4 separate regions of the Mus musculus genome follow, and regions 1, 2 and 4 are each linked to region 3. The links are chromatin loops, found by intact Hi-C in ENCODE. Cell type or tissue: heart. All regions are shown on one strand. Each heading gives the region's core, and the rest is flanking DNA. Links, peaks and the distances in the headings are about the cores only. Region 1 overlaps Mkln1 (muskelin 1, intracellular mediator containing kelch motifs). Region 2 overlaps Mkln1 (muskelin 1, intracellular mediator containing kelch motifs). Region 3 overlaps Lncpint (long non-protein coding RNA, Trp53 induced transcript). Region 4 overlaps Mkln1os (muskelin 1, intracellular mediator containing kelch motifs, opposite strand).

Region 1 (8,190 bases), core at 1,365-6,364, 260 kb after region 3:
CTAAACTTGTCTTTTAAGGTCTTGTTTCATCACTATGACAAAACATGGAGCAGTTCTATTTGTTCTTCACACAGAATGCTGTTCCAAACTGCTTTATAGAGGTATGTAACATGAGAGCACACTGCTGTCACTATATATGCTCCTGGAGACCTAACTTCTGCAAAATATCTAAACACAGTGGACCTTTTGAGAATAAAAGGGACAAATGATGAACTTATACACAGATAATAATAAGGTTGACATTATAATTCTAATTAAATTATGTGCAGTATAGTTGCATCTTAGAGGCACTTGAGTACTTGAATGCCTGAGTGATTGCTTTCATGCTTTCTTCTGGGAGGCGGAGATCCTTAGGGCCTTTATGTCTAATAGAGACTGGTTTGTTTGTTTTGATTTTCAAACTCAGAATCTGATTCAGAGTTGAGTCTTCTTCATTAACCCCTTATTTTTGTATGGTGGGATTCTTGTCACTGTATTGTATATTGTGTTGACTTGTCAGATAGAAGCAATGTTTTATTGCATAAGTTTACATTAAAGAAATCAGGAGGTATTCACTTGGTTCTTGTGGTCTTCATATGTTTCCAAGACTTTATCTTCCCTTGTGAGAAACCTTTTATAGCTTTAATCATTAATAAACATTGAAATTTCCTCTTGAAGTATGTTGTGTGAACATACTTATATTTTTATAGTCCTATGTAAGGTGATTTTATTTAGACACATATTTGCAAACAGATTAAATACGTAAAACACTTAATACTAAAAGTTAATTTCTTAGTATTTTTTTTTAATTTATTTTTGAGAGAAAACAGACTGGCTGGAGGAGAGAAGAGGGCAAGGCCTTAGTGATAATGAACGGCCTAGCTGTGACAAAGGAGAAAGAATTGTTGAGTACAGAGTAGATGAAAGATTTTGGCTTTGTTCTGGTTTCTGTATACAATCATATGTTTCATAGTGACATTTTGGTCAATAATGATGATCCCAGGAGCTTTTAATTGAGCTGAAAAATTCTTATCTAGTTTAAGTACTGAGCCTTTTCTGTAATTATGTATTTTGAAAAATGTAGACATTGTAGTTGCCTAAAGTTAATACTTAGTGTAGTAACGTGTTTTGCCATATGGCTAGGTATAAAATAGGCAATCCATGTAGATTTGTGTAAATATACAGATGTATACACAAAAACAGAATTCACCTAATAGTGCATTTCTCATAAAGTATTCCTTATCATTAAGTAGCTTAAAACTGTATAAAAGTTGACGTTTCAGTTATTTTATAGTGTTTCTGTGTAGTTAGTACAGAGTTAGATAATGTCAATTTACATACAAAAAACAGGGAAGTCTATTTGCCAAACTACTTTATTTCAACTAATGGGAGATTTATTTATAAAACTTTAGGCCTTCCATATATCAGATGTGATATTAGCATCCTGTAACCTTAGAGCCAAGAATGTAACTCCGTGGGTGAATCCTTGCTTATTATTTGTGGGGACCTGTGTTTGATCTTAAGCACATGTGCAGACACACTGTATCCTAGAATCCTGTAACTGTTTGAATATTTGAAACAAAAGTATTTTTTCTTTATGAATTCTTTTTACTTATTTGTAATATTTTGAAGGAGTCAATGTGGAATGCTTGTTACTGCCCTTTAGAGTGGGGTTACTCCTCTAGAATTCAAGGTTTTATTATTTCTTTATAGAAAATATATTTTCTTCTTCAGGCGATGGAGAAGATAACAGACCAGGAATGAGAGGGGGCCATCAAATGGTCATTGACGTCCAGACAGGTGAGTCCCGTTAGCAGCAGTCCGTCGTCATCCTAAAGCTGCGTGCTGTATGTATCAGTGCCTACATTTAAGATCGTTTATAAGAGTGGACACTTCTCTTTCCATTATGACAAGGTTAGATAGTAGTCACTAAACTGAGTAGCAAAGACAAGAAGCACTAAAACTTGACAGTGAGCGAGGAGGCTGCTGTGCTGATGAAGTTAGATACCCTAAGAGAAACTTGGCCTTTCAGTAGTTATAGTGTATAAACCTTTACTCTGTATAATGCCAGTAGTTGCTCAAACAGCATTTTACTTTTTTCTAAGAGTATTTATACCATTTTATTACTTTGTTGTGCTGCCTTAGTACTTGAGTAAAAATATTGTAGATTCATATTATTTTGTGAATAGTTAGAAAAATGCAGTTTGGAAACTAAGTCTGACTATTTTCAAAAACTATTAGTAATAAGACTGAACACTTTACACTTTGTTAAATATATAGTAACTTTAGAATTCGAGAGTACTGTTAGAGTCTTTGGAAAACTTTTCTTTCATCTTGCTTCCTAATCCGTGCCCCTTCTTGCAAATACTCGCCTGACCTACAGAAGTAGGCTTGAATAGCACGGGGCCTCTTAAGCGCTCGTTTCCCTGTATCAGGTTTGTTTATTAAAGAGGCAAATTGTATATAGACTGTTTTCTTGTTATTAACACATTAAGAGAAATTGTGTGGAGAAACCCCTTAAATTTCCTCAGCAAAATGCACTTTGTTCCAGTTTGTCAACCTTGACACTTAAAGCTGACCTTCAGCAGGCAGAAGCTCCAGAGTGCTTACTCCCCTGCTGTCTGTGGGAAAGAGACCATACGTGACAGGGAATGTGCACATATGAGAAAAAGATCATTTAAAAATAGGTTATGGAATTTGAAGGTGGAAAAGAAAGATTGAACTGATAGCAAATGTCAGGTCAGAACTTAGTTTTACAATGTCACTGAAGATTACATTTAGCAGAGGTTCTTCTTGGGAAGCTCAGAAGGTGAAGGTGTGGACATCTTTCCTACCGTAATCTGTTTTATGCACTAGAGACAGAATTGTAGCAGTTTCTAAGTGGGTTTCTCTAGTCTCAAGAGTTTATATGAGTTAATTGAGGTGTGAGCAGGGCTGGATGGAGTGCAGCATGGTGCTGTCTCATGCCTGTACTAGGCGTGTCAGTTAGGAGTAGGTCAGATACAGAATACAGTAGAAGTCACGCTCCTTTTCCAGCAAGGCTTAAAAGGGAAAAAACAAAATAGCCACAAATAGCAGTGAGTCATGTATGGAAATAAATTAAAAGCCAAGTACAGCTAGGCATAATGGTGTATGCCTGTAAAATAAGTACGTTTTATTTTGGCTTATTTGATGTGGTTGTATGCCAAAGCAGTTGTTCCTTCCCAGTGTTTCATGTACCTTGTTTTCTTAAACATTCAGGTTAATAGTTTCTAAGTTTCAGTGTTTTTTTCCAGTCAGTAGTTTGAATAGAAGCTTGCTTAATGCCAGATCCGAGGGTAAAGTAACCATAGAAGTTTATACTTAAATTTTAATATTTAATTGCCAAAACTTATTCCATCATGAACCATATTGTACTTTCCGTAGTAGCAGATAAATGTGATGCTGTGTCTTACTGTATCTATCGGTATGTTAATTTTATTAACTATAGTCTCAGAAACTGATACCTGTTTACTTAATATTCTTTAATTGTGAGTTGGGTTTCAACTGTGATTTAGGTAAAACAGGTTGTGTGAAAAGACGTGTTTTGTTTTTGTTTTTGTTTTTTAAGCATAGAATGTCTTATTTTAGGTTATTTATTCTTCCCGTGTAATTATTGCTGAATTTTAGGAACTTAAAGTATAAATCCCATGGCTGCCCTCTGAGTAGGTTATAAGACTCAGGTAACATATACCATTCTTTGATACCTGCAAAGAAGCTGGTGGAGTTGTCGCAGAGGCTCTCCATAACTTTCTGAACCCTGGACTACCTCTGTAGCAACCATATTAAAGTGCTTCAAAAAAAAAAATCTCAGTTCCCCTTAAGCTTTTTAATGACGTGAATAAAGTAGAGTTTGGGTTGTTAACTGCAATCAGACATTCATTCATGTGGCTACAATTCTGCCTTTTGTGCTATGTATGATTTGTGTTTGAGTGTGAGTGTGAGTGTCACAATGTGTATATGGAGGCCAGAGGACAACTTTGTGTAGTCAGGTTAACTCAGGGCATCAGACTTTATCCACTGAGCCACTTCACTGGCTCCTGCCTTCTTGTTGATACTTGATTTTGTGTCTGACTTTTTGGCTGTATCTGTTAGGACATAGTTGATACAGTCTATAGTTTCAAAATGGGCAAACTTGTTTAATTGTAGTGTGCCATCTTGTGGAGGTTTATGCAATCAGCAGCCTGATTTACTAAGTATAGTGGTAGATACTGCAGTTGAGTACTTGAAGCAAAAGCCTGTTTTACTATACAAAAATGTATACAAATGGTGTACAAAGGCCAAATTCTTTACTTGTTTTAACATACCTCCCTTATTTTTAATTCATGTTCAATGTGTAAATTATAGCACTGTAGATCCATGGTTTATTTGGTTCTAGTACTAAATGTTATATCCTTTGTACCCAAGAATTATAGTTTAATTGTAACATTTGTGAAATAGTAATTTGTGGATTGATTGGTGATTGCCTGAAATGGTCTCTTAAAGGAAATTGGCTTGAAATTTTGAAAATAGGCTACTATTAATCATATTGCCACCGATCTCTCTCATTCCCTATGTCTTTCTTTTCAGTCAGTTCTGCAGCAAGTTCAGATCCTAACCAACCCCTCTTCTTAAGGTTTTCTATAGTTCCTTCAGTGTTTGTGGGATTAAGTTTAAGCCCTGATCTAGTCACTGCCTGTCTTTTTAAACTTCCTGTCTGGCCACTACCTTTGTGTCCTTATTTTTTATACATTTTCTTTTATTTACTTATTTATCATATAGTTTAACTTCTTTGAATGCAATGTATAGGTCTTCACTGTGTCTTTATGAAAGGTAACCATATTTAGAAATTAGGAAACTAGTGGTTCAAGGACGTTTGAGGTCACACAGCTGTAGAGAGTGGAGATTGAAGCCTGACTTTGGAGTTTATGCCTTTAAAACACTGCTGTCACGCTGTCTCCATATCATTGTTACTCATTTTACTTTGCTTGAACAGCTTTTCTGTGCCTCGTTTACTGTGCCAGAACACAAAGCTACTCTTCCCCCAAGTCTGTGCTGTGTCCCTCAGCCAGGTACTCTTCTGTCCTAGATTGCCTGTTGTGCTTTTGCCTTCATATGGGACTTGGTCTCCTCTGCCCTGTGGTCACTTACATACCCTGTATAGTCACATCCAGATTGTAAGTTTTTCAAGGCTAAGGAACTATTCCAACTTTGTTTTCAGTGGTTTGTAAGTTCAAATCAGTGCTTTAATCTTTTCAAATAGATATTGTTGGAGTGCTAAGAGAAATTGATAGCCAGGATAGCCTATATTCCTTTAAGGGGAATACTGAACAGAAGATGGTTGCTGCTTGAGGAAGATTGTGTTCCTCAGGATATCCACGCATGTCGTTACAGGACTTGTATGTGTGGGCATGGACTTCCAGTAGGCCGGATTCCCTGCTAAGATTGATGCTTTTCCTTTCTTTTCTACACCGTACTTCTTTCCATAGTTCTCCTTAGATAGCTTCATAGTTTAAACCTTTTTATCTTTTATATATTAGTAACACTTTTTGGTATTTGTTTCTGGGTGATTTATCTTTGTGAAACTTAAGTGATTAGGTGATGTAATTAAAATTTTTTGTTATACCTCTTTTATTTGGGTATATCAAAAAATAAGTTTTTACAGAATTCATTTCGCTGTACTATTGCTTCAGTTGGGCCACAAAGCTTCCATGGACAGGAATGACATCTTGGCTTGATTCTGTTGGGATGTTTGCCCTGTGCCAGATTTTATTTTGCTCAGCTATCAATGAGGCTGTTGTGGAAATGTGGGCTTTCTTTGCTGTGAGAGTTTATGCGTACAAAGAGACCTGCTTTTCAGAAAGAACATTGAGAACTCAGAGCCTAAGAGGAAGGGTTATTAAAGTTAATGAACCAGGGTAACCTTATCCAGAGGGTGCCCAGAAGTACTATAAAACAAAAGGTCAATTGCTACTGCTATTTTAGTTATATGGTCCTCCTTCTACAAGCTTCAGAAATTAACAGGGTTAATTGCTGTTATAGTGAGGTCTTGGCATATAATCTTAAGCCAGATGAAAATTCTTTGATTTCTTCTTCCTGTAAAATTATGTGTCTGGACATTACTGTATGTCATTTAGGAAACAATGCTATTTAACTAATGATAATAGATTGTTTTATAGTTACGAAATAAGACAGATTTTTAGTAGTTTAAAATAATTGTTTTATAGTTTTATAGTGCCAAAGGGATTCCAGGTATTGGTTAGCTTGGATTCCAGTTCAGTAATACAGTTGTTACTGTGTCTGGGATTCTTAGAAGCTGAAAGGTAACTGGAGGTTTGTTTTTGTTAATTTTTCCTTTTTAAAAATAGAAATGTTCATTTTTGACAACTTTCAGAATGTTTTTATATAACTTAGATCTGGGGGATTCCCAACAGAGTTTTGTAATAAGATTAACAATCTCCTGCCATTGGTACCAGATACCTCCGAAAAATAGCTTAGGGGGGAAGAAAGTATTTATTTTGGTTCACAGTTTTAGAGGTTTTAGTCCATCATGGTGGCCATGAAGCAGAGGGAGGGAGGGAAGGAAGGAAGGAAGGAAGGAAGGAAGGAAGGAAGGAAGGAAGGAAGGAAGGAAGGGAGGAAGGAAGGAAGGAGGCAACATAGACAGGAAACTAAGAGAAGATACAACCCTTAAGAACACTGCTCCAGGGACCTACTTCTAGCTATACCCACCTCCTACAGTTCCTAGAACCTACTGAATTTGTGCTTCTTAGCCATGACCAAGCCTTTAGGAGTCAGCCTGTAAGGGCTAGAAGTTCAAATCCAAAATCTCTGCTAAGACTCAAGCTTTTAAAGATAGGTAGGTCTCTATAAAATAAGTTAGGTAAACTTCAAACATAAAATGACAAGAGTAAATATTTTCATTTCCAAAATGGAGGAACGGACTTACAGAAATGAAGTTTATAGCCTGTCTCCAGTCTCCAGGGTATGTGAGAGCCCAGTTCTAAGAGGGTTGTCTTCTCACCATTTGATGGTTAAAACTCACAGGGCCTCTCTTTAAGGCTAGCTTTTCTCATTGCCTGCAGCAGTCCTCAGTATAATCTCATGTTCCTGAAACATCTTAACTTCCTGGTGTTCATTTGTATCTTTGGCTTCGTCCCCACAGCTTCATGCATTTCCCTTGCAGGAACTCTATGTACACATTGTCTCACCTCTAAGCCTTTCTTTGAAATCTGAGTAGAAACCTTCATGATTTTGACTCTAGCATTCTATATGTCTGCAAAACCAGCATTAGGTAAACTACACCAAAGTCTGCTGACAGTGTAAGAGGGCTCAGGGTGCCTGGGTAGATCGGCATGGTGAAATCATCTTTGGGAAATAACTTCCTTTGGTGTGAGGTCATAGTGCCCTAGAGGCTCTGATTTCTCAATGAAAAGTCTTCTAATGTGTTTACTCTTTGCAGTGGATGGGCATCTGGCCAATTCCCAACATGTTCCTGTGGCATCTTTCCTATTGTCTCAACCTGGCTTCTTTTGAAATGGCACCAAGCTCTTCAGAAACCATGTCTTCATGTTTCAAACTTGTGTAGTTTTTCTAAACAAACAAAGGTTTTCAAATCTGTCTACACAGTCACATGGTCTTCTGAGCTCCATTGGGATTCCAGCTAAGCTCTCCCTCTGCCATCCTAGTTGTTCTCTAGGCTGTTGCCCTAAACATTTCTAAGCTCTTTCTACAAACCAAGTTCAAGGAACCACATGGCCTTGTTAGTGGCAACAACAGGCCTACTTCTCTGGAATCAGGTTTCTTCATTAGTCAAGGCCTTTTGTCACTGTGACAATACACCTGACAAATTTTAGGGGAGTTTTGTTCAGTGTAGGAAAGGGTTGGCAGAACTACTCACACAGTGGAGGCCAGGAAAGAGGACAGGCTGCCAGGGCAGCATAGTATCTAAAAGGTTACTCTTAGTAACCGACCTCTTACAACTAAGGCCTCCTCCTGAGAGTTCCACCAACTAGGACCAACTTCAAGAAAAGCCTTTGGAAGACATTTCAGTTTTGATCCAGTTAGCACTAGAACTCAACCTTCCTCCAGTGGACTGTTCTTACTCTGAGAGCAGGTGAAGCATTTATGGACATTTTACTTAGAAAAGTTGCTTAAAATTTGAAATAATATGAGAACATGACAAAATCTTAGATGACAGCCCAACTCTAACTA
Region 2 (8,190 bases), core at 1,112-6,111, 220 kb after region 3:
CCTTCTAGCCTGATACCTCATCTTCAGGCTGTTAGTTCTCAGCCCCAACACAGTGAAGTAGCTCTGCCAACCTGTGAATATGATCTAGTTGTGACTCGTTTAATTTTACATGAACAGATTTGTAGAATGACTTTAATAGCATATTATTCAATGACTTGGTTCGGAAACATTTGTGGAGATACTGTATACAGGGGTGGGTGAGATGGATGGCTCAGTGGGTAAAAGTACCTGCTACACAAGCCCATGGCCTGTGTTTGATCCAAAGAATCCATGAAAGGAGAGGACTGGCTCTCCACAGTTGTCCTCTGACCTGCACACACAAGTTATGGCACATCATGTTTCTCCATCATGCATGCATGCATGTACATGCACATAAATACATACTAATTATAAGTAAAAAAAATGCTTTAGAAGATAACAGATAAGTCTAGCTCTTGAAATTTTACTTGAAATCTATCACAAAAGGTTTTATGGTTGGTGGACTCCCCTGTGTTAAAGTTTAGTATATGGTATTGAAAATTTAAACAGTTTTAAGATAAGAATAGTTAATATAGTTTGTAACATGCTTGTGAATACTTTGGAGTATTTCTGAGGACTAACACTGAATAATACTTTCCAATATGTGTGATAGGACTTTGGTCTTGGTCAAAGATACTGTCAGCAGAGTGTGTTTTCAGTGAGTGAGTAGCTTGGGTTTGGTGTAAATTTGCTTGGCCTCTCTCTCAGTGCAGGTTAAGTTAGTGGGCTCCACTGAGGGAGGACATCAGCTCTAGAATGAAGGAGAGGTACAGTGGGAAGTGCGGTGTGATAGGACACTGAACAAGGAGGTATTCTGGTCCAGTCCTGGTGTTGACAATTCTACATGAGTCTGTTCTCAAGGATTTTCTCTATTCTCATACAATGTGAGCGGTTTAAGAGTTGATGGACTTTTGGAAAGGGATGCCATAAAGTTGATAAACCAGAAAAAGTGTCTGTGTTTCAGGTTAGCATATACTGTTATGGGTTTCATTTTGGCTTCTGCATGCATGTGTGTCATTAGACTTTTCTTTACATTTGTTCCCCCTCACTCCCCTTTCCTGGACTCTGTCTGGTTGCTACCTTTTTTCCAGTTAGCCTTACTTCTGCATCCTTGTTATAACTCATTTCCCTCTCTGTATCATATCGTTTAAGATGTTTTAGAATACATTTTAAAAGTCAGGCATCCTATCCCAGTAACACAGTAAATTGAATGATTGCCCAGAAAAGATAGTTTGAGGATTTGATCAGGTCAGAATTTGATTCTGATTCCCTTAGTAAGGACATCTACATATAAATGAACCTTGCAGGGAGACTGGAAATAGTTTGATCTCTTAAATATGTATAAACCCTTTGTATATACTGTTGTTTAGTCTAATACAAATGAATGTGTATCTAAAAGCTGTAAACCTTTCCTAAGTCTTTTCCACTTTTAATGCTTTTTGCTTTAGGTTGAAGCAGGGCAATTCTTAGTATAGGAATATATATGAGACAACTTTTCAGTTTGAGTTTTGACCACTGAGTTTCCCAGTCTGTCACCTGCATTGGAATGCCTATTTTCTGTCGTTGGCATGCTTTCCCCAGTGGTGACTCTGTTTGCTTGTGTGGAGTATGTATGCATGGTTGTGTCCCCAGAGTGCTTTGAATCCTTATGCAGGCTCAAACATGATCAATTCCATGGTGACAATAAGCTGAGTCAATTTTTCCTTGTACTACAGTGACCTTCTATTTGCATTCCAAAATGTCCAGTCTCTATTTACACTTACCTATTTCTCTTCTTATATTTCCTAAATTAAGTTGTTTCACTCCTAAATATTTCAATATGAATGAAGGGCACACCACGTTAATTATCTGTTGCCTCAGTAACAGTCTGCCACAAATTACAGCTTAAAACAATACATTTATTAAATGATACTTAAGTATCAAGGGTTTGGGCATGATTTAGAAGGGTCTTCAGCTCCAAGTCTCTTACAGGACTTCAGTCATGTTCTGCTTCGCCAGAGCTAGCTAGGGAGAATCAGTAAGAGCTAAATCACTTTTATGTATCTAGGGCTTAGAAATGGCACTACATTGCCATTTCTTTGTATTGTTGTTTGAAATAAGTTTAGGCCATCCTACAGTAGAGATAGGTCATATGAAGGCGTGAATAACCACGAAGACTAAATCATTTGAAGCCTTCAGAATCGCTCTGCTAGAGATTAGTCTCCTTATAGGCTTCACTGAAGACTCATGTAATTTCATATAAATATATAAAATAAATGAAAAGTTTTGCCTGCCTGTATGTATGTGTACCATGCTGCTTGTCTGTGGAGGTGGGAAGAGGGTCTCTGATCCCCTAGAGCTGAAGTTATGCATGGTTGTGAGGCACTTTGTAGGGGCTTGGGAACCAACCTGGGTCCTCTCCAAGAGCCACATGTACTTTTATCTTAGCCATCTGCCAGCCCCTGTGGTTTCAGAGTTTAAGCTGTACAGCTTAGCTTCGTATCTGTCCTTTAGCCCTTTTATTCCTTCTAATTTGAGTAGCCATTTTTATTAGTTTTTGGTTGAAGCAAATAAAAGCAATTAATGTGTTTATCTGTTCCTTAAGTATAGTATGGTTTGGTCTTTATCAATTGAAGGATATCTGGATTGCTTCCAGTTTGGGATTATTAGAAGTAAGGCAATTTTGAACATTTGTATGTAGGTTTTTATTTGCATATAAAATGTTATTTCCCTTGAATCAGTGTTTAAGAGTCTAGTTTTATGTTGTTGTTGTTGTTGGGTTTTTTGTTTATTTTGTTGTTGTTGTTTTTTGGTTTGTTTTTTGGGTTTTCTAGACAGGATTTTTCAATGTAGCCTATGGCCTCAAACTTGTAGAGATCCACCTGCCTCTACCTCCCAGTGCTGGGACTAAAGGCATGTGGCACCACTGCCCGGCGAGTTTAGTTACTGAATCACACAAAAAATACTTAAGAAACTATAATATACACCTAAAATGGCTGTACCATTTTACACTCACATTAGGGTACAGGTATTCCATTTTCTCTTGTGTGTGTGTGTGTGTGTGTGTGTGTGTGTGTGTGTGTGTGTAACATGTAAGAGTTAGTTCTCTCCTAATATGTGGGTCTTGGGGATTGAATTCAGGTCATTAGCCATTGAGCCATTGTCATCTGAAGTTTCTCTGAGTTGGTAATAGCCTTTGAGCCATCACTGTGTTTTAATTTTAGCTGTTCTGATAGGCAAGTAATGATGACTGGTGGTGGATGTTTGTGATGGCTATTGGTGTTGCACATGTTTTCATATGCTTATCTGCCTCCTTGGATATGCTTAATGAGTTCTTATTCATGCCTTGCCTGTTTTCTAATTGAATTGTTTGCTTTTTTTCAAAGCCTAATCATTGTAAATACTTGTATTATTTTAGATATCATTTTTTGAACATAAAATAGGTTCTTCCAGGCTGTATCTTCTCATTTTACCTTTTAACAGAGTCCTTACCAGAACAAGATTTTAATTATTTCTGTAGCCTGATTTTTGCTTTTATAGATTAGTGAGTTTTGTGTAGGAACTTGCCTAGGATTTAGAGAAAGGATAATTGTATATTGTGGGTAGTGATATGAGAAAGTCAGTCAGTCAGTCAGTCAGTCAGTCAGTCAGTAAGAACACGTGTAGCTGCTATAGAAACAGTACAGAGGCCTCTCAAAAACCTTTATGACCCAGCAGCCCTACTCCTGGGTATATAAAAGTCATTGCATCAAAGAGATACCCACACCCCTGCTTATTGCAGCACTAGTCACAGGAACCAGAATTATAGAGTCAGCCAAGATGTCCATCAGTAGATGAATGGATTTTAAAAACTGTGTGGGAACAGACATGGCTCAGTGGTTAAGAACATTTGCTGCTCTTGCATAGGACTGGAGTTTGATTGACAGGTGGTTCACAGTCATCTAGAACTCCAGACTCAGGGCTTTTGTGCCCTCTTCTGGCCTCCAAGGCATACACACAAATGGCATTCATATATACAGGCATGCATGTATACACACAGATTTTGTTTTCAAAGATTGTGTGTGTGTGTTTATGTGTGGTGTATGTGTGTCCATGAATATATGTGTGTGACAGAGCAGGGGTTAGGAAGAATACTGTTTAACCATAACAAGGATGCAATCCTGCCGATGCATGACTGAAACTTCAGGGCATTATGTTAAGTAAAGTAAATTAAGTATAGAGAGACAAATATTGCAGAAGCTAAAGACATTAATCACATAATAGTAGATGTACAATAGCACTTAGTAGAAGCTAGGAAGGGAAAGCAGTCACAGGGTAAGATAAGCAGTACGCAGATACAATTGCTATAGTTCTCTTATGTTACAAAGTTGGGGAACTAATCCAGAGCCATTAGTTGTACATTTCACAATAACTAGAGGAAGATTTGAGTTCCCAGAATCATAGGGAGTTGATATTTGAGGGATGGGAGTTCTGAGTACTCTGGTTTGGCCATTATACATTGTATTTGCACAGAAATTTGATTTGTAATGTGGTCACATAAGTGAGTATAAATGTTATATGTTAATTAAAAAAATAGAAACCAGGGAGCTGGAGAGATGGCTCAATAGTTAGAAAGAGTGTTTGACATTCTCAGAGCCTGTAACTCCAGCTCCAGAGAATCTGACATCCTCTTTGGTCTCTGCAGACTCTTAGACATACATACAGGCAGGCAGGCAGGCAGGCATGCACGCACGCACGCACATGGGCACACACACACACACACACACACACACACACACACACACACACACACACACTCTCTCTCTCTCTCTCTCTCTCTCTCTCTTTCTCTCTCTCTCTCTCTCACACACACACACACACACTCTCACAGCATACTCTCCCTAATGAGCCCTCCCTTCCTTGGAGCTTATTTTCCTGTTTCCACTGTTGCTGGAAAGAAGTGGCAGGGACTGGGGGCCTAGGAAATAGGTTGGGCATTGAAGCCAGGAATGGAAGCCACTCTGCTGGTGGCAATGGAACTCCTGTTATTTCCTAGCTGCTGCCAGCCAGGCCACTATTGCCTCCTTGTCAAGGTTGTCCAGCACCCTGACTCTGAGCAAGAAAGGACAGCTAAACCCACAAAACCCCAAACTGCCATGCTTGGTGATCTGTAAGTTCTGTTTTACATTTGTTTGTTTGTTTTGTTTTTCCCTTCCTCTTGCTTACCCTAGCTAGAGGTTTGCCGTTTTTTTTGTTTGTTTGTTTGTTTTGTTTTTAAGGACTCAATCTCTGGCTTCATTCTTTTTCCTAGTTCTCATTTTTAGTTTGATTTCTACTGTAATTTTTGCTTTACTTTTTATTTATTGTGATATTCATGGTTACATTTCTTTTTTTGTCCTAGCTCCTTAGGGTGGAAGCTTAGGTGATTGATTTTACAATTTTCCTAATTTCCTTGTACGTATTTAACACGTCTGCTAAGTGTTATTTTTATGGTATTGCACCGTTTCCGTAAGTTTCGTTCTTTTTAAAAAAAAATTAGTCTAGTTCGATTTATTTCTGTGTTTACCCTGAGGCTTCCTTGATTTGTGTATTATATGGAACTGTGTTGTATATGCTAACTATTTTAAGATTTTTCTAACTGTCTTGTATGAATGATTCTAATTTAATCCCATTGAGGTCTGTGAGCTGTTCCTGTTACTGACACGTTTTCCTGTGGTAGTGAGTGCTCCTGTGTGAGTTGAGGAGAATGCTCTTTGCTGTTGGTGAGTGTTCTGTGTATGTCAGTTACATCCAGTTGATTGATAGTGCTTTTTAGCTCATTGGTGTTCTGAGTTTCTGCCTCCTGAATCTGTCAGTTGCTCAAAGTGAGAGGCTGGGAATCTGCAATTATAATAGTGCTTCTTGCAATTCTGACAATTTTTTCCTCAAGTATTTTGACACTTTTTTTTGTTTGGTACAGTCACATTAAGAGTTGTGTCTTCTTGAGGAATTGACACATTTCATCAATGCCCCTCTGTCCCTAATGATTTCCCCTTCTTAAGTAAGCCTGATTTGGATCTGGCTGGTCTGCCTTCTATTTAAAACATGCTGCATCTTCATCTGTTTTTTTTTCACATTCACATGTCCTTTATTTATTTATTTATTTATTTCATTTTTTTTCGATTTTTCATTAGATATTTTCTTCATTTACATTTCAAATGCTATCCCGAAAGTCCCCTATACCCTCTCCCTGCCCTGCTCCCCATGTCCTTTATTTTTATGTGGGTTTCTCATAGGTGATGTATTTGAGCAGTTGTTTTTCTCATCCATTCCAATATTCTCTTTAAGTTGGTTTATTTCAGCCATTTACTTACAAACTGATTATTGATATAATTGGATTGATATCTGCCATATGTAAAACTGTTTTCCATTTCATACACTTGTTTCTTGCATCTTTTTTTTTTCTATCTCTGATTTGAAATGAGCCTCCAGTGTGACTTTATTTTCTTTTACATATTAATTGCATTTCTCTTAAACTCTTTAGTGCTTGTGTTAATACAAGAGTATATTTTGTACACGTCTAGAGGGCTAGAGTCCACAATGGCTGGGACTGCCTGGAAGCAGGTGGCAGGGACAGGAAGCTGAAAACTCATACCTTGAACTGTAAGCTTGAAACTGGGAGAGCAACTAGAAGCAGGCAAGGCTTTTTATTCTCATAGCCGTCCTCCAGTGACACACTTCCCCCAGGAAGGCTGCACCACCTAAACTGCCTCAAATAGTGCCGTCCACTGGGGCTGGGCTGAAATGCCCGAGACGGTAGATTTAGATTTTCTCATCCAAACCATCACACTGCTTAGCCTAAAGTTTGTTAAATACGTTTATAACTAATCTAACTCTAGCTTTAAATAATAGTAAACTGCTTATGAGTGGTATTGACACTGATTTTCAGAATATATTTTATTCCTTTCTTGTTTGACTGTACCAGAGGGCCATAGATTAGGTGGTTTGTAATAGGAAATGTATTGGATTACAGTTTTAGAAGCTGAGCTATTCAAGATTCAGGAATTAACATCTGGGAAAAAGATCTTTTGTGGGAAGCATCCCATGGCAGAAGGGTAGGGAAGGAAGTGAGGGTGACAGAGAACTCTCCTTATCCTTCCTGAATGAGCTCAGTCTTGGTATGCAGGATATGTGACAAGATCAAAACAGTCAGGCGTCTACTTTACCACTGCTCATCTTGGGAAGTTCCCCGAACCAAAAATGATATTGATTCTTTGGTAGTTTCATACCTGTGTGCATTGATCTTACACACCCCAACATGCCAACATGCTCCCAACATGTTCTCTTCCCATCTTTATACCTTCTCCTTTTTAAAGAAACAAAACAAAACAACAACAACAACAACGAAACCCTTACTGAGTCCAGGTAGTAGTACCAACTAGAATATGGACTGATGTGCTTGATTCTGTGCAGATAATCAGGTAATCATCATTGCAGTGAGTTCATGGGTGTAGCAGCCATGTCATGCCCAGCAGACTGCATTTCACAGGTTTCCACCCCATCCTTCAACTTGTACATTCTTTCTACCCTTTCTTTACTGTGTTGCTGGAGCTTGGCAGAGAGGGGAATAGTTGTCCCACTTGAATACTTGACAGTCACTTTTTCTCAGTACTTTGACCTAGTTATGAATCTTTGAATTAATTGTTGCTTCCTATAGAATCAGCTTCTCTGGTCAGGGTTGAGAGCAACACTCATCTGTGGGCATAAGCCAATATCTAGAAGGCATTTTGGTATGGGTTGCCCCACCCCTCACAGCCACCCCCATGGCCTGTGACCTCCAGATCCCTGGATTTTTGACCAGGTTTACAGTGCCAGTCAGGGCTTAGAGCCAACCAGAAAGTGGTTGGTTATTCCATAATCTTCACTCCATCACTGTACTCCATCACTGTAAGAAGTGGTGGGCACTTCTTACCTAGTGCGTTAGTATTGTCATGTCCAGGATTCATTGCTGGGTCATCCCATTGATGACTTGCCTTGCCTACCTGCCTGTGTAGCACCTTTCAGCATTACGGACATTAGCTGTCTGTGAGGAAGTTTTTCAGGTCAATTCCGGTTGGATTTCTGTATGCCCTACAATCAGAATGTGTGCTGAGGAGCAGTGGATCTAGTTCTTGTGGGCATGAAGAGCAGTGGCAATATTGTTTGAGGGGGCATATGGGACATTTTTGATGTATA
Region 3 (8,190 bases), core at 1,427-6,426:
GGCCCCAGGCTGTGGGCAGAGTTACCATGAAAGCCAGAGTAAGAGTTCCTTCCTTCTGAAGCTCAGAGTTGCAGCATCCCATCAAGAACTCAGAATCCACACACAGTTCCTCCCGTACCACATACACGTTTATACAACAAAGGTCACATTTACCAAGCATGCTAGGCAACACGGGTGACTTTCTCATCAAGGTTTTATAGACGTGAGCAGAATATTAATTCGGGTTAAATTAAGTCCTTAAAGGGACAGTTAATGGTTTTGTCATTCTTGAGCTACCTTCATATTTAAAAAATAAAGCCTGACATAGTAGAACAGAAAAAGACATGATTAGAGTCATTTAAGAGCTACAACGAATTCAGTGTTTAACTGTTAAATGAAGCATTTTCTTTAACAGCTAGAAAATGCAACACTGCGGATTATTTAATAATACAATAGAAGTCTTAATAAAAACAGTTAAAATGGCAAGAGTGAGGGGCTGGGAAGATGGCTCAGTTAATAAGAGCATGAGGGCCAGAGTTCAGATCACCAGACATGACAGCCAATCATGTTGATAGCCCCAGTACTTTCAGAGCAGGGAGAACAAGAGGCCCATGATGGGCAGACCCAAGGCTTCCGGCTCATCTCACAACATCTGTAACCTTCAGAAGACCTTGTTTTAATAAATAAGAGACCAGGGAGATGCCTGATGTCAATTTCTGGAGTCTACAAGCGCACACACACGTGTAAACATATGGATGCACATACAACATACGCACAAAAATATACAAAGGAAATGCAAACATGCAAATGACATCTCTGGGTGGTAACTTTCTATAGGAGATGTACAAAGAGAAACTGTCAGGATAAAGTAGGAGTCCATCAGTGTTCCTGGATATAAACAATAGACAAAAATAGTACCTCGTAATTCATGTTGAAAGCCATTTCATAGAATAGGACTAGCTTTCACTTAACACATGTTCATGTCTGTTCAAAAGACACTTTCTAAGAATAAGGAAATAAATCTTCAAGAGTTTTACAGAGAAAATTACAAGGTGGGCAAATGAAGAAATCTCCTCTTTGTGGTTTAAAGAGTCAATGTCCCTGCTTGAACCTGGACACACAGACTTTTAGTTAAAATCTCTACAAAGTCCTTCAAGGAGCATGGTAAACACAGCCCCCCCCCAAAAGCCTTTAATACCTTGAGGAGAAGTTAAGTAATATGCCTCCCAGAAATTATGGATGTATATTAAACAATGATAAATAAAATGTTAAGGACAGATAAAATGTCAGAGAACGCAGAAAAGTTCATTACTTTAAAGTTTCCTCTGTATCTGTTTTATGTACGTTTGTGTCTAGGCTGGGTCATGGGTGTGGAGGGCAGAGGACAACTTCCCGTGTCCTTCCTGAACTCTCCAAGGAGGCTGGCCTGGTCAGCAAGCTCTAGGAATCCATGCGAATCCATCTCCTAAGCACTGGGGCTACACCACCATTCTGGCCTTAGTTCTGGGGATTGAATTCAAGCCTTGCTAAGCACTTCATCAAGTGAGCTACCTTCAAGGCCCTTTCAGAAATATGACACAGCACAAGTGGAGGCACAGAGGAGGGAAGGAGGAGAGCTGCAGAGAAGGAAGGAGAGTGGGGTGGGGAGAAGGGATGAGGTTGGAGGGGAAGCCACCCACAGGATGTACTACTGTCAAGAAAGCAGCTGTCCTGTCCTTTTTACGAGCACACTTGGTTCTACCAGGAAACACAGGAAATAAGAGACCACCTGTCCTTAAGCAACAGAACACACAATTAGAATTTTAATAAGGAGAAGTAGCAAATACATAAAAATCAATGTAGTGTGGATTAAACTCTACAGAGTTCAGGAGATCAGAGTAACAGAGGTGAACCAGGGACTGAATAAGGGGCCAACTCAGAAATAGCGATAATTATGTCATGAAATGGTGATTTACCTTTAAAAGCAAAAAGGGAACCAAGAAAACACACAACTACATAGAAATACACCTCCATATCCAACGTCTGCCTAGCAGGGCCTGAAGGCCAAAGACAATTCACTAGAATATTAGTAGAATGCCTGTGGCCAAAACTACTTGTTTTCTTTGAAAACTATTTGTTTTCAATTAACACAATGGACTGGAGGAGTCTGTTCCATCAGCCACAGGATTAACCGTGCATTAAGAATCAGGATCTGAGCCGGGCAGTGGGCAGTGGTGGTGCACGCCTTTAATCCCAGCACTTGGGAGGCAGAGGCAGGTGGATTTCTGAGTTCGAGGCCAGCCTGGTCTACAAAGTGAGTTCCAGGACAGCCAGGGCTACACAGAGAAACCCTGTCTGGAAAAAAACCAGACAACGACAAGAATCAGGACCTGTATCCAGAGGCTCACCAGGGATGCCTGGTGCATCCAAGGAAGCTTACAGTTACCACTCTAAGAAGCAGGGGTTACCTAGCCAGAAATGCTCAGTTCCTTGTACTTACAATGCCCCGAATCGAACAGTAAGTGGGTTGCCAATTCAGACTGTTGCTCACCAGGTTATGAGATACCAAGCTCTTTAAACTAGCTCATCTGCACAGTGCTGGTCCCCCTAGAGTTGGTTGGTTTGTTTTGTTTTCCTCCTGATGAGCAGAAACCTGTGTGCCGTCAGGCCTCTGTGGCCTCCTAGTGCTGGCCATGGAGAACAGCAGCCTCTGTGTCCCTAGTAACAGTTCAGCAGCCAATGCTTCTACTACAACAGTGGGAGCCGACTCCTGCCCTCCGCTCCTCTTCCACATGGGTAATGGCGATGCCCCAGATGCCCCAGCTTAACGTCTCAGACACTGCTGGGTCACAACAAGCCAAAGCAGACAAGGAAGAATCATGTCAAGAGCTTCTCCATTGGCACTGCCCACCAAGATGTCACCTAACTAATGTCAAGGACCCTTTCTGTTCTTTGTTTGCTTCAAACAAGATTTTAATTGTTGTTTGTTCTTTTCTTGTGTATGACTTTGTCTTTATTGAAATCCTAGAAAATTCACCCACTATATTCTCATGACAAAACACTATCAAAAGCAATTAATACTTCTGCCTTGCAGAACACTCATGCTTGACTGAGCTCTTGCTAACTAGAACCCTGAGCCACACAAAGGAGGCTCCACTCCCAGCCAGACCCTAAGGCCAACGAGCTTTCTTGGAGGCAATGAAGACGCCACGGCTACTTGAGAGAAGTAGGCCAGAGAGGAAGGCCAGGTGCTGGCTACCAACTGCTACCCCCGGAAGACTTAGTCGACACAAAACATCAGTGTCTGTTTCACTGGACCACAAATAACATTCCAGACGTAAGAAGTTAGGTCGAGTTCGGGAGTGAGTGAGGTGTTAAGGTCATCTAGATTCCCCCAATCAATCATTAATTAAAAACAAACACAACAAAGTTATGATGGAGGAAAAAAGATAAGTTCAGATTCTCTCGCTGGGCTGTGAATAACGCGCTCCGTTACAATCTAAATGCCAGGCATTATGAAGTTTTATTATCATCACACGCACAAAGTTAAGCGGCGATGCACACAGGGTGGGGGTGTGCAGCAGAGGTCAATCCTGCCATGAGAAATCAAAGTTGGTAAATATGGAATGAGTTGGTACACATGCAGTGGCCAGAATGCCACTTGGCAGACAGCAATAACCCATTACCTTACAGAATGCAATGCCTGTGCATGCCTGATTGCAAAGCTGAGCCATGTTCCTTACGTCACACTTGTGAAACAATCATGTGACTTTCATAAACAAACAAAAATGACTTTATGTGTATGTTCAAATCATCAAGTAAACAGACAAAAACCAACTCGGTGTGTGTGTGTATTGATGCACAGAAAACCTGGAGAGGAAAAAACTCCACTCCAATTGTTTTCTCTTTCCTCATTCTTTTTCCATTTCTAAGTATTTGTTTTAGATGTAGTCCCTTTAACTATATTTAGAAAATGAAGCATGATTAAAAGTGAACTTACTGATTTATCAGAAAGTAAAATGTGAGAGCTGGGCAGTGGTGGGAAGGTCTCTGAGTTCCAGAACAGCCAGGCTGTCTTGAAACAATTAGAAGAACAAGAACAGGAAAAAAAAAAAAAAAAAAAAAAAACCTAATTAAAAAAAACAAACAAACTGGGGGTAGTGGGTGGGGATGTGAACTACTGTGCAGAAATCTACCACTAGATGGCACTATATGGGGCAATTTTAGAAAATACTGCATTATGAGATTCAAACTGTCAAATGACAAAAACGGCTTTCAGGAGGCAGGATATGATCAAAACAGTCCTGTTTTGTTTTGTTTTGTTTTTAGCTATTGTGCCATTTCAAACGCAGGTAAGGCTACTGAGAGAAAGCAATAATCAAGTTAAATATTTGCTAACTACTTTGATATACCAACTACTTTTCTGATATTTTTAAAACGAAAATAATTCTATCTCTAGTTCCCAAAAGAACAATGAAGTACAGAAATGTATTTCACTGCACTGTGGGTGTGGGTGTGGGGGTGTGTGGGGGTGTGTTTGTGCTGCAATCCATCGGCTTGGTTAAAGGGAACTACATTTCCCAGAATCCCCTTCCACATATGACTCCAGGCCAAGGTCAGTTAAGTATGTTTAGCCACTGAGTCATTTCTACCACTTCTTTCTAACTTGTCAAATTATTATTTAGTAGTTTTACTCATAAACCAGGCAAAGGTGACAGTCAACCATCAACACGGCTCCTGAAGTGGACCAGGGGATACCAGACCTAGAGAGGTTCAACTAGCTGGATCAGCAGGTGTTTATTACAAGAATGGGTGAGTTGAGTTACTGTCACTTCTCGATCAGTCTAAATCACCCCTCTAACTTCAAAGAAAATGGAAAGGAAAACTACTTGTCTGTTTCTGTGACACACAAGGTCAAGTTCTTGTTCTGCCCCTATTTTAAAGGGTTGCTTCTGGCTGTGCCATCCAGTCTGGGTGACCATTCCACACAGAGACCTCAACCCTTATGTCTAACAATGAACTTCCAACTAAGTCACTCACTCTCCCTGGGCTCTGAGAACAGCACAAAAGCCCCAAATGTGAACAAAGGACTCGTGTGCACTGGAGTTGCTGAGCCCTTTACAGCCACTGTTTGCTTTAGGCCTCTACCACCTAGGACAAGGTACCGCTTCCTGTTGGCACACGCCGGATGCAGATCCTTTCAAGGTCTAGGGCAGCAGAGAACCTTTTTCGAAGTTAAACAATGGTGCGTGTCAGCGCCAGGATCTGAAGCTGAGCAGGGCTCTACTGCAGCAAACACCAGATGACAGAGCGTCTCCACCTGACCCACGCGCTCAGACTATGTGAGAGGAAAGCCTGGACCTGCTTTTCTTCCTCACAGGTGTGTCGTGCGCGGCCGTGAAAGCCAGAGATCAGCCTCTAGTGTCCTTCCTCGATTACCAACCACCGTGGTTTTGGGGGTTTGTTTGTTTTTAAAATAAAGTCTTTTATTGGTGTGGAGCTTAATAAGTAAGTAGGCTGGCCAGCCAGTGAAGCTCAAGGACCTACTAGTCTTTACCTCTCTACAGCTGGAACTCTAAGTGTGGAACACCACCACCACCACCACCACCACCACCACCTCCACCACCAACACCTCCTCCTCCTCCTCCAACTTGTTACATGGGGTCTGGGTATTGAGCTCAGATCCTTGTGTCTGCTCAGAAAGGGCTCTACTCGCTAAATTGCCAAACTCAGCAATCTGGGTCTCTCTGTATGCACTGCCCACAAGCAAATAATAAGGCCTTATATAAGCATCTAATGCCTGCGTTTAGCATGTGACTAAATATATTGATTTTGAACATTAGCTGACCTATGACCTCTCAGAAACTGTGCCTTGTCCAACTGAAACTACAAAGCAGCCTGGGTTTCATAAGACAATGCAGACGCTGAAGACAAAAGCCAGTGCTAAAGCAGTGTCTGAAATCCATGCACCACAGAGCTGTGGTAGCTGCAAGACCCCAGCTACCCTGCACGATACACACCTGATAACTCAACAACTGCAGATACTCCATTCTGCCTGTCACACTGCCCCCCCCCCCCCAATTCCCAGTGACTGTGTGAACTTCAGTTCTGGCCCTCCTGACCCACTGTGGTTAAGGGAACCAAACCAGCCATGTTGTGAGAGATGCCAACTAGTTTGTAACTTTATAGGCCGAAGGCTGTGTAAAATGCAGTACCTCCCTGCCAGCCCTCTTGGGAAGGTTTCACACTTGGGTTCTGTCACCCTATCTAAATTAAAGACACCGGAAATGACAGCTAGGAAGACATTTTCTGCTCTCTTGTCTGTTATTGAGAAACACCTACTGAGTGCTGCGCAGTAAGTAGTAGACTAAGGATCTGTTTGAATGCACCAAAAGACTCACTGCCGTGCATCCTGAACACAAGTCCTACCCGTCTGTATATGTTTAAGCACAGCAATCTCATAGTGCTCAATTAGGAAGACAGGCCTGCAACCTAAGGGACTCTTCAGAGCTCCTCTGGCCAGCAATCCCTGGGAGGAACTCCATCTTCATTAGACCAAGGCTGAGTGAGCCCTCCTCAAGTCTGGGGTAGAGAGAAATCCTTTTCCTGTTGGGCCCCAGGAAAAGAACTTGCTGGTTCAAAGCCTTCTGCCTGCGGCTGTTGGGCCCACCACCTAAGCACTCCATGTCCTTTCTGGAAGCCTCCCCTTGCCAGAGGATTCCTGGCCTCACCCCTCTTCTCCTCAGTTTGGAGTCTTCTCACTACTCACTGAAAACTCAGGGCTTTTTTTCTGCCCAGAATCACCCACTCACCTGACTCAGACAGTCGTACAAGCTGCACACTATAAAAATAGCCTTTGCCATACATAGTGTGTGCAGCCTTCAGGCCTTCACACTTGGATACGGCAGCAGCACCTTCACACCGTTGGCTTTAGTCAAACGTCCTTCTTTGGGTAGGACTTTGAAGAGGAGAAATATTTTCAGAGACTTGAACTTAATTAGCTGCTGTTACAGTCTTCAGTAGAAACAGTTGTTTTAAAACTAGTTTTATACTAGCTGTTTAAAATGATACGAAGTCTCAACAAGACAACCCACTTTAAATCAGAATCTCTGTTTGCTAGTCACTTAGATACGGAAATACACGATCCACTGACAGATAAGAAATTTTACAACCTCCATCTTAAGTGGAGAGAAAGCCCTCATCTGTCCTCCATGATTGCTTGGAGGGAGACCGGAGGATAGCCGACACCCCCCTGGTTGCCTGTCAGTCATCTTCACCTTTACAGTAGGCAGGCCGAAACCAGATCCCTCCGATGGTCCCAGAGAACCACTTATCCTTATCGTTTCACAGAGCATCCACAGCAAGACTGAACCTGGCTGCTGGAACCCTCCCCTCCTTTTATCTCTTCCCAAAAAGGCCTTCCGAGAATAACTCCAATGCCAGCAGGAGCTTCAGACCACTGCTCTCTCCGACAACTGGTCACGGAATGCCGATAAAACTCCATCAGCAGGCCTCTCACAGGTTCCAAAGCAACACGCTGAACGGAGACATGCACACAAAGCTAGCTGCAAACTACACCAAAGACCCAGCTTCTGCCCAGAGGCCGTGGGGGAGCAAGCACAGCTCAATGAATGGTTCTGGGGACTCTGAGGCTCGCACACTCCAACAGCCTTGAATCCCACCGTCATCACTCTCAGATCTTCAAAGAGAAACAACTTTCACTGACACAATATATAGGAATCCAGAAAAAAGAGAGGGTTTTTCTTTTCTTTCTTTCCTCCCCAAAAGCAACCCTTCTACACAGCAATTCTCAGATTATACTTTTTGGCCTGAAACATAATTACTTGACTACTATTTGGTTAGCAAAGAACCTTGAACGTGTGTGTGTGTGTGTGTTGTGTATTTTCCCCATTTTAAGACAGAATCTCTTAATTTTTCCCTTTCCTTTTCTGTTCCTTCCTTCCTTCCTTCCTTCCTTCCTTCCTTTCTTTTAAAGGTAGTTTCATGGTGGTGGTTTGCATCTTCAATCCCAGCACTTGGGAGGCAGAAGCAGGTGGATCTCTGAGTTTGAAGTCCGCCTGGCCTACAGAGTTGAGTTCCAGAATAGCCAGGTCTATAATAGAGAGAAATCCTGTCTCAAAAAGGCAAAAATGAATGAATGAAAGGACAAGTAAATAATTAAAATTTAAAAGGCAGCTTCCTTCTTAAATCTGTCCTACAGATCTACCAACT
Region 4 (8,190 bases), core at 2,163-7,162, 200 kb after region 3:
TTTTTGTTTTTTGTTTTTAGGCTGTTCAGGGACAGTAGACGAATGCACACACTTGTTATTGTAGATTGTTATGAATCCCGAGGATGCACATACGGGGATCATTATTGTAGATTGGCTTGTGACAGCTGGCCCTGGTTTACTTATTTCCTCAAGAAGACACTTTGAACAATTATTGAAATGCCTCCCCTCTGTAATTATAATAATAATGATGATGATTTTGCAACTGAATATGCAATTCAGGGCGTACACACTCTACTCTTTTTAGCTCGCTGCTCTTTTTACATTGATGTCAGCTGCTGTCTTGGATGATGAAGAACTAAGAAGGACTTTCCAACCAAGGGTCAGTGAGCAACATGAACAGAGTCATCTGTGGCCAACCCAGGAAGTTACTAAAATAATAATTATTATAGTTCGTATTTAAGGAGCAAGCTAACCATGGGCAAAGTCTTTCTCTTTCCTTTTCTGGGGTCTTTGGAGAAAGAAACCTATTTTTAGTACTTATCTGCTCTTAAGATTAAAAATAATGTATCTTGTTGAATAATAAAATTACAAATGTCTGACGATGCCTCTGTGCCCCCCCCCCTTTTCCAATTAAGGAGCTTTAAAGGGAAAAGCTGGCGAACTAGAACAGAGGTGTGCGCTGTGGGTCAGGGGAGAGAGCAGAGAAGGTTAGTGGGAGCTGCAGGAGGACAGACAGACAGCAATGAGGACAGACAGGGAAGTTAGGATAGAATGGCACTGATGAGCAGAAGGTAAGATGGAGCCAGGGCAGGAAGAGAGGACAGGGAAGAGAAAATGGGCAAAGTGGGGGAAGTACAGGGGAGACTGAGGCAAGGAGACTGATAGCTGGAATCTAGCCTGGTCTACTCAAGCAGGTGCTCTCTGTCCTGTCTGTCTATCTGTCTATCTTTCTCTTGTCTAGCATGCACACATAGATAAATAAATAAGGCTAAGCCTGGTGGTCCATCCTATCCCAGTGCTTGGAAACCTATGGCAGGAGAAACTTGAGTTCTAGGCCTTTCCGAACCACACAGTGAGACCTTGTCAACAATAAACTAAGAACAGCCGGGCGGTGGTGGGACACATCTTTAATCCCAGCACTCAGGAGGCAGAGGCAGGCGGATTTCTGAGTTCAAGGCCAGCCTGGTCTACAAAGTGAGTTCCAGGACAGCCAGGCTATACAGAGAAACCCTGTCTGGAAAAAACCCAAAAAACCAAAACAAACAAACAAACAAACAAAAAAAGATACAGAAGCAGTACTTAAAAAACAAACAAACTAAGAACATACATAAACCAGTAAATTGGGGAAAGCAAACAAACACACACACACAAACCAGAAAGGAGAAGCACAGACTTAAACTGGAGGATTTTTATTTTCCTTTTAAAGCACGTGATGGTTAATATTGTTAACGAGGTAATCTAGAATCACCTGGGAGATGGCCCTCTGCGCATGCTTGTGGGAAGACCCTCCACTGTGTGTGGCACCATTCCCTAACTGGACCCTGGAAGTGGGAGCTGGGCACTAGCGGGCTAACTTTACCCTCTCCTGACTGCAGATGTCACATGATGAGCTGCTTTCAGCTGCTGCTCCCCTGACTTCCCCAGTGTGAGGGACGGTGCCTCGAACTGTGAGCTAAAATAAACCCTTGCTTCCTCAAGTTGCTTTGGTCAGAGTATTTTATCACAGCCTTGGTGAAAGAAACTGAGATAGGTGGGGTGGCACAAGCCTTCACTCTCAGCACACAGTAGGCAGAGGCAGGCAGATCTGCCAATACAAGGCTGGCCCAGTCAACACAGTGAGTCCCAGGCCACCCCAAACCACAAATAATAATAATAATAATAATAATAATAATAATAATAATAACAATAATAATAATAATATAATGATGATGATGAAACAAAGACAGTATATGTCTTATGAAATCAGCACACCCCAACCTAAGCTGGATAAAATTAAGCAGAGGCCAGCGATTCTCAACCTTGGTGCTGTATATTTAGTATATGGCATCACTTTAAATTGGTTATGGAGTTGGGAGAGGTGGTTTCTAAAGCATTACTTGTAAATATGCAGGAAGAACATAAATTGTGGTTTTTCAGGGATCAGCAAGATAGCTCAGTAGGTGAAGGAACTTACTGCCAAGCCTCACACACACACACACACACACACACACACTAATTTAAAAATTATCAACCTGATAAAGTCTTCAATAAAAACTTGCATTTGAGCAGGGTATGGTGGCCCACGCCTTTAATCCCAGCACTTGGGAGGCAGAGACAGGCAGATTTCTGAGTTCAAGGCCAGCCTCGTCTACAGAGTGAGTTCCAGGACAGCCAGGGCTACACAAAGAAACCCTGTCTCGAACAAAACAAAACAAAACAAAACAAAACAAAAACTTGCATTTGAGGGCTGGAAAGATGGCTCCTTGGATAAAGGCACTTGCTGCCAAGCTCCCCTCTCTTACTCCCCACCCCCAACGAATAATTAAAAAAAAAACTTGTAAGCATGAAAAATCTACAGAAATTTGTGTTTGAGGGCTTGGCAGCAGGACTCATTGGTAAAGGTGTCAAGCTTAATGACCTGAGTTCAATCCCCAGGACCCACAAGGTAGAAGGCGAGAACAACTCCTATAAGTTGCCCTGGGGCATGAGATGATTCAACTTGATTCCAAGACCACAAGGACATCTAGTATCTTATGGACATTGAATGCCAGTTCAACACAGACTGATCTGGAATGTGGTAGAACCAGGAAATGTGATTCCTCTCCCTCTCCCTCTCCCTCCCCCTCCCCCTCCGGCTCCCTTCCTCCCTCTCCCTCTCCCTCTCCCTCCCTCCCTCTTCCCTCTCTCTCCCTCCCCCTCCCCCTCTCCCACCCCCCCAGTGTGTGTGTGTGTGTGTGTGTGTGTGTGTGTGTGTGTCTATGCGCGCATGCCACTGTCTGGGACGTTCTGGATATCCCTGTGTCCCCTCACTCTCTGACTTGCCCTCTGGGTTCTCCTCTCTAATGTGAAGTTGTCCAGAATTATTTTTTTATTACCAACTTTCCTATCACAGTCATTCCCCAGTTTACTGTTTTGATATCTGTAGATATAGATGTGTGTATGCATATATGTGCACACATGTATGCATGTATGTATTCCCCACTGACACCGATACTAGCTTTCTGGAGCCACGGCTCCTAATCTGGAAGAGATTTCAATATGGTGCCTTTTGTATGAACAAGGAAGGGTTGTCTTGACTGATTCATGGGTGCCAATTCCTATGGAACTATAGGATTATTGTGCTATCTAGATGATTCTGCTCTGGTCTATTGATACCCATCATTAGAAATATGACATTTGAAACAAGATTACATCCATCACCAACATCACTACTACTACCACATATAGTTTTATACCAACCACTTCTGAACAGACATAAGCCAGGCGTATCCTCTGTACCTGGTACATGGGAGAGGAAGGGTAATTGCTTACTTCAGTGAATAGATGGAAGTTTAACAAAGCAAGGGAAGTAGAGCCAACTAGATGAAAGGGGGAAATTAGGGAAACTAGTTATGCCTAGAGTTTCACAGAACCCAGGCTATGGCAGGGATCGAGGGCACAGGAAGAGTGTAGCTTCAAAGCTCCTTGACCTTGGCCATGACAACCCAGATGGATGGAACACTCTTCTGCTGAGCCAGTTTCCCGCCCCCACCCCCAAGGCCTTTTGGTTCCAAACATACTAAGAATCAGTGTTAATTGCTCTTTTGAAATATCGTTTTGTCCGCTCCATTCGGATGTGGCAATTTGCAAAGCAATCTCCAGCAGTTGACAGTTCGTCCATAGCTGTGTGGTATCCAGACATTTCCTGGGACTTCTGCCCACCTCCTATGCAGCTGGCAGTGTCTGCCAAACCAGGATATGTGCTCAGCTGGGATTAACTTGGAACCAAGTGGCGCTTTGTTGTGTCTAAGATTTGTTTAAATTCTGCAAAGGTGAAGGGCAGTCCTACTTAATCCAAATAATAAAAGCGAAATTTAAAAATTAGGACTGAGGATCATAGCTCAGCTGGGTAAAGTGCTCATCATTTGCACCAGCAGGAGGACCTGAGTTCAACCTCCAGGAGCGAATGTGAAAAAGACAGGAGTGGTAGTGCACATGTAATAATCCCAGCACTGGGAGGGTGGGTTGCTGCTGGCCAGGCAGCCTAACCTCCTTGGTGGGCCCCAGGTCGGTGAGAGCACAAGTCCCAAAAAGGCAAAGTGGAAGACACTTGAGCTGACCTCTGGCTTACTCATGCGCACATGTGTCCATGCCCGCCCTCTCCAAATTAAACATTAGCAGGTGCGTGAAGACTGCCTGAGTCCACACTGGGCTGATAAGAATTGTCGCTCTGACAGGTTCAAGGACAAGGTCAGCAGGCTGGTGGCTGGGAGCCCAGGTCAAGAATCTGTATTCTTTGTATGATGCCCTCTAGATTTATGCTTGTGGGAACTGGGAGAGTAAAGTTACTGGCTGTTTCCTTTTGAAGCTCCTTCCTTTTGGCCAGAGAGATTCTCAGCTCCTTCACACTTGGCTTCAAGGTCGTAGCCTAGACCAAAATGTTTACAGAAAAAGCTAGGCACTTATGAAGAGGACTCTCTGCCAGCTCCTACACTCCCAGTGCCTGGCTCCAAACAAGCTCAGCAAACCAAGGAAGGGATAAAGTGGCCTCTGGAACCAAGAATTTTTAGGTTTGATTGCCAAAGGGAAAGCAGATGCATTCTGCCCTACTTCCCCGACCGCTGACACAGATGCTGCTGCTGCTGCCATCTCCTGGGAGAAGACAGGCCTGGCCTAAACTTCACACCTGATGCCTATGTCTAGGTTCACCCCTGACTCAGCTTAAGGCCCTGCTGGGCAAAGGCTGAAATACGTTTGCCTTAAGAAACAAACAACCCCAAACTACCTACTTAATCAACAACAACAAAAAATATTACACTTGTCCTTTTTGCATTTCTTTTGTTCTTTTTGGACAGCATTTTGCTTAAAGAAATGAATTCAGGGCTAGGGAGTACAGCCACCATAGAAAGGGCTTGTCTAGTATGCTCAAGGTCCAGAACTCCACTCCCCAAATTGGAAAAAGCAGGCTTCATAACTGTCAGTTTCCGGACTATCAGAGGCTCCTCCTCTTAGCTCTCTGAACCCCGAGCCCGATGGTAATGGCGAGGATGCATACACACTGGCTTTTAAAGGAGAGAATACATACAAGCTTACTGATCCTCGATGTCCAAGCATCTCAGTTTACTTGCCAGGCGATTCTGAGAGTTGAGATAGCAACGGGAGCTCCAAGTATTCAAGACATGGTCAATGGGAACACGATCATGCTTCCAATCTCCCTGGGGGGATTTTCTTTAGTATCTTAGTTTCTTTTCCTGCTGCTGTGATTTTTAAAAAGGCAAACTAGTAAAACAAACAAACTCAAAACTAACAAAAGCAAGTCAGAGGAGAAAGGGTTTAGCTCAGCTCATACTTCAAGGGTACAATCTACCCCGGCAGAGAAGCTGGCAGTTGGCCACACTAGACCCAGAGTCAGAAAGCAGAGAAAGATGAGTGCTCATCTAAAGTACTCAGCTCACTTTATAATTTTATTTAATTCAGAGTTTCTACCCATGGAATAGTCTCCCTTATAGTTGAAAGGGTCTTCTGCAGCTGGTGAGATAGCTCAGTGGTTAAGAATAGTTATTTTTCTTGCAGAGGACCCAGTTCAGTTTCCGGAATCCACATAGTGGCTCATAATCATCTAGGAATCTAGTTCCAGAGTGCCCAATCCCTTGTCTTCATAGGCTCAGGATCATCTTCTAAAGCAAAGTGCATGCATTCCAACATTGACAGTCCCTAGAGCCCAACGGTTCTCAGCCTTCCTAATGCAGCCATCCTTTAATACAGTTCCTCATATAGTGGGGACCCCCATCCAGAAAATTATTTTTGTTGCTACTTCATAACTAATTTCACTGCTGTTATTAATTATTATGTAAATATTTGATATGAAGGGTATCTGATATGCAAACCCTGTGAAAGGGTCCTTCAACCCCCAAAAAGGCCGCCAATAACAACTACAAAGTCTCTTAACTGTGAGTTCCTACAAAATAAGCAAGCTATATACTTCCAACATAAAATGGCCAAGAGTAAATATTCCTATTCCAAAAGGAAAGAATGGGGGCACAGAAAGGAGTGACTGGGTCAAAGCAAGACCAAAATCCAGTAGGGCAAACACCAAATCCTACAGCATTGTGTCTTGCATCAGAGGCTTGTAATACAATCATCTGGGTTCTAAATGGGCTGGATGGCTCCACTCCTCCAGCTCTGCTGCCTGTAACACACATAGCCTCTCTCTTAGGCTGGCACCATTCATCCTGTCAGCTCTCATTGGCAGACATCCCATGGTCCTAGTTATCTCTAGTGCCCCCAGGTCACCTATATAGCCATGTGCACTGGCTTTCCCGGGCCTCCTGGTAGGGACCCTGACTCCCGCACATGCTACCTGGCCTCAGTGGCTCTGCAGTATCAGTGCAGATCAGGACTCCATGACTGCTTCTAAGTTTTCATTTTTAGTGGTTCCAAACCATGCAGATGCTGCTGCCAAATTCTGCTGCCAGTTCATGATATAGTCCAGCCCCCCCGTACCACAGACATGGCAACATCTGTATGCCTTCTGGGCCAGCTTTGGTGAAATAGTTCCTTAGGTGGTTGTGTTAGACCTTCATGAGTTGGAGCCTCTGAGGGTCTTGTTCTCAGGGACCCTTTCTCCGTTATCCCAGTGCAGGGCGGGAGGCTCCTCCTCTGGGCTGCCGTTTTACTTAATGGTTACACTGTTTCCTCATTACTGCCCCGGATGCTCTCCTAACTTGAACTTTCCTCTGATAAACAAGTTAATTTATTAACTTTAAGTTCAACTTCATACAGGTTCTTAGTTTACAGTCAAAATGAAGCCAGATTCTTAGCCAAAATATCACATGAGTGGTCCCTGGCCCAGTTCCTGGTAGAGTCTTTGGTTCTCTCTGATAACTCATGAGCTGGGCCTCCACTGTCTGTGTTTTTTCAGCACTCTTGTATTCTAAGGGCCCGGTTTCCAGCCTTCCAGGGCTCTTTTTAGTCCTAAGTGCCAAACTCTTCCACATCCCACCATTTCCAAAGGCCTAGGAGCCATGTGGTCAGGTTTATCCAGCAATGACCCCACTCTTGGCACCACTTTTCTACCTCACATTCTCTTCCTGTTGGTATAAAACACCCTGACAAAAGCAACGTAGGGGAGAAGGGTTTGTTCTAGCTCACAGTTCGTAGGGACCTAAGACGGCCTGAGCTTGAGGTCACACTGCACCCACAGTCAGGAAGCAGAGAACAATGGATGCTAGGACTCTGCCTGCTTTATTCAGAGTATGCACTTCAGAACCCCCACCTAGGGAACAGTCTCCCCACATCCATCAACACAATGGAAATAATTCTCCACAGACAGTCTCAGAACGTGGCCTTCATCTGCATTATAACATACAGTGCACTGGGAAGCTTTCCTCCCAGGTGATTCTGGATTCTGCCAGGGTGACAATGCCAACCATCACACTGACCAAAATTTGAACTGACATCCTCTATGTCTTTAATTCTGTCTCGTCTTTAATTTTGTGGAAAACATAATTATAAATTGTCAAGAAGAAATTCAGAGGGAAGCAGGAGACATGTTTCTTGGTACTTAGCATAAGCCTATGATAGGGGATTTGAAGAATAGTCACATAAATATAGACATATATAACACACATTTCTCAGGAAAAGCCTAGGAAAAATCGGGGGTTTGGGTTCTAGGTGCACACCTGCAAATAGCTCAGTTGTATAAATGTCTTAGGTGCTTCCATCTGTTGTATACTACTGTAAAAGGACATTTTTCTTCTACATCAGAGTTTGCTTAGAAGACAGCAAGTTACAGCCGGGCATGGTGGCGCACACCTTTAATCCCAGCACTCGGGAGGCAGAGGCAGGCGGATTTCTGAGTTCGAGGCCAGCCTGGTCTACAGAGTGAGTTCCAGGACAGCCAGGGCTACACAGAGAAACCCTGTCTTGAAAAACCAAAAAAAAAAAAAAAAAAAAAAGAAGAAGAAGAAGACAGCTAGTTGGATATTTTGTCATGTTTCACCTGTTCTAACCTTCAAAATTTGTCATTGATCTCTGAGTGGCCCTGGTAAG

The links. Peaks named below come from ENCODE experiments on the same cell type or tissue, not always from the same donor. Only the 100,000 strongest peaks of a DNase experiment are listed, where the experiment ranks them.
Region 1: it touches region 3 in a loop (3-fold over the local background); 13 of 42 quality-filtered maps call a loop at or near these places.
Region 2: a loop joins it to region 3, with 2.1 times the contacts of the local background. A loop is called at or near these places in 3 of 42 quality-filtered maps.
Region 4: it touches region 3 in a loop (2.2-fold over the local background); 7 of 42 quality-filtered maps call a loop at or near these places.

The regions. Positions count from the first base shown.
Region 1 is chr6:31,449,806-31,457,995 of GRCm38, forward strand. It overlaps Mkln1 (muskelin 1, intracellular mediator containing kelch motifs), which reads left to right. Exons shown (of 18, transcript NM_013791.2): 8 at 1,714-1,779. Among named protein-coding and RNA genes, the nearest start is that of Mkln1, 55 kb to the left of the region's middle. In heart, for the core only: a CTCF peak has its summit at 4,162 (motif pointing left); no DNase peak of the experiment used is centred there.
Region 2 is chr6:31,408,760-31,416,949 of GRCm38, forward strand. The region is part of intron 1 of Mkln1 (muskelin 1, intracellular mediator containing kelch motifs); the gene reads left to right. Among named protein-coding and RNA genes, the nearest start is that of Mkln1, 14 kb to the left of the region's middle. In heart, for the core only: a CTCF peak has its summit at 3,975 (motif pointing left); no DNase peak of the experiment used is centred there.
Region 3 is chr6:31,186,615-31,194,804 of GRCm38, forward strand. All of the region lies in intron 1 of Lncpint (long non-protein coding RNA, Trp53 induced transcript), which reads right to left. Among named protein-coding and RNA genes, the nearest start is that of Lncpint, 28 kb to the right of the region's middle. In heart, for the core only: CTCF peaks have their summits at 2,634 and 4,160 (motif pointing right); DNase peaks (open chromatin) are centred at 2,597 and 5,207; H3K27ac peaks cover 1,370 bases.
Region 4 is chr6:31,386,118-31,394,307 of GRCm38, forward strand. All of the region lies in intron 2 of Mkln1os (muskelin 1, intracellular mediator containing kelch motifs, opposite strand), which reads right to left. Among named protein-coding and RNA genes, the nearest start is that of Mkln1os, 8.6 kb to the right of the region's middle. In heart, for the core only: a CTCF peak has its summit at 4,813 (motif pointing left); DNase peaks (open chromatin) are centred at 4,284 and 4,794; H3K27ac peaks cover 963 bases.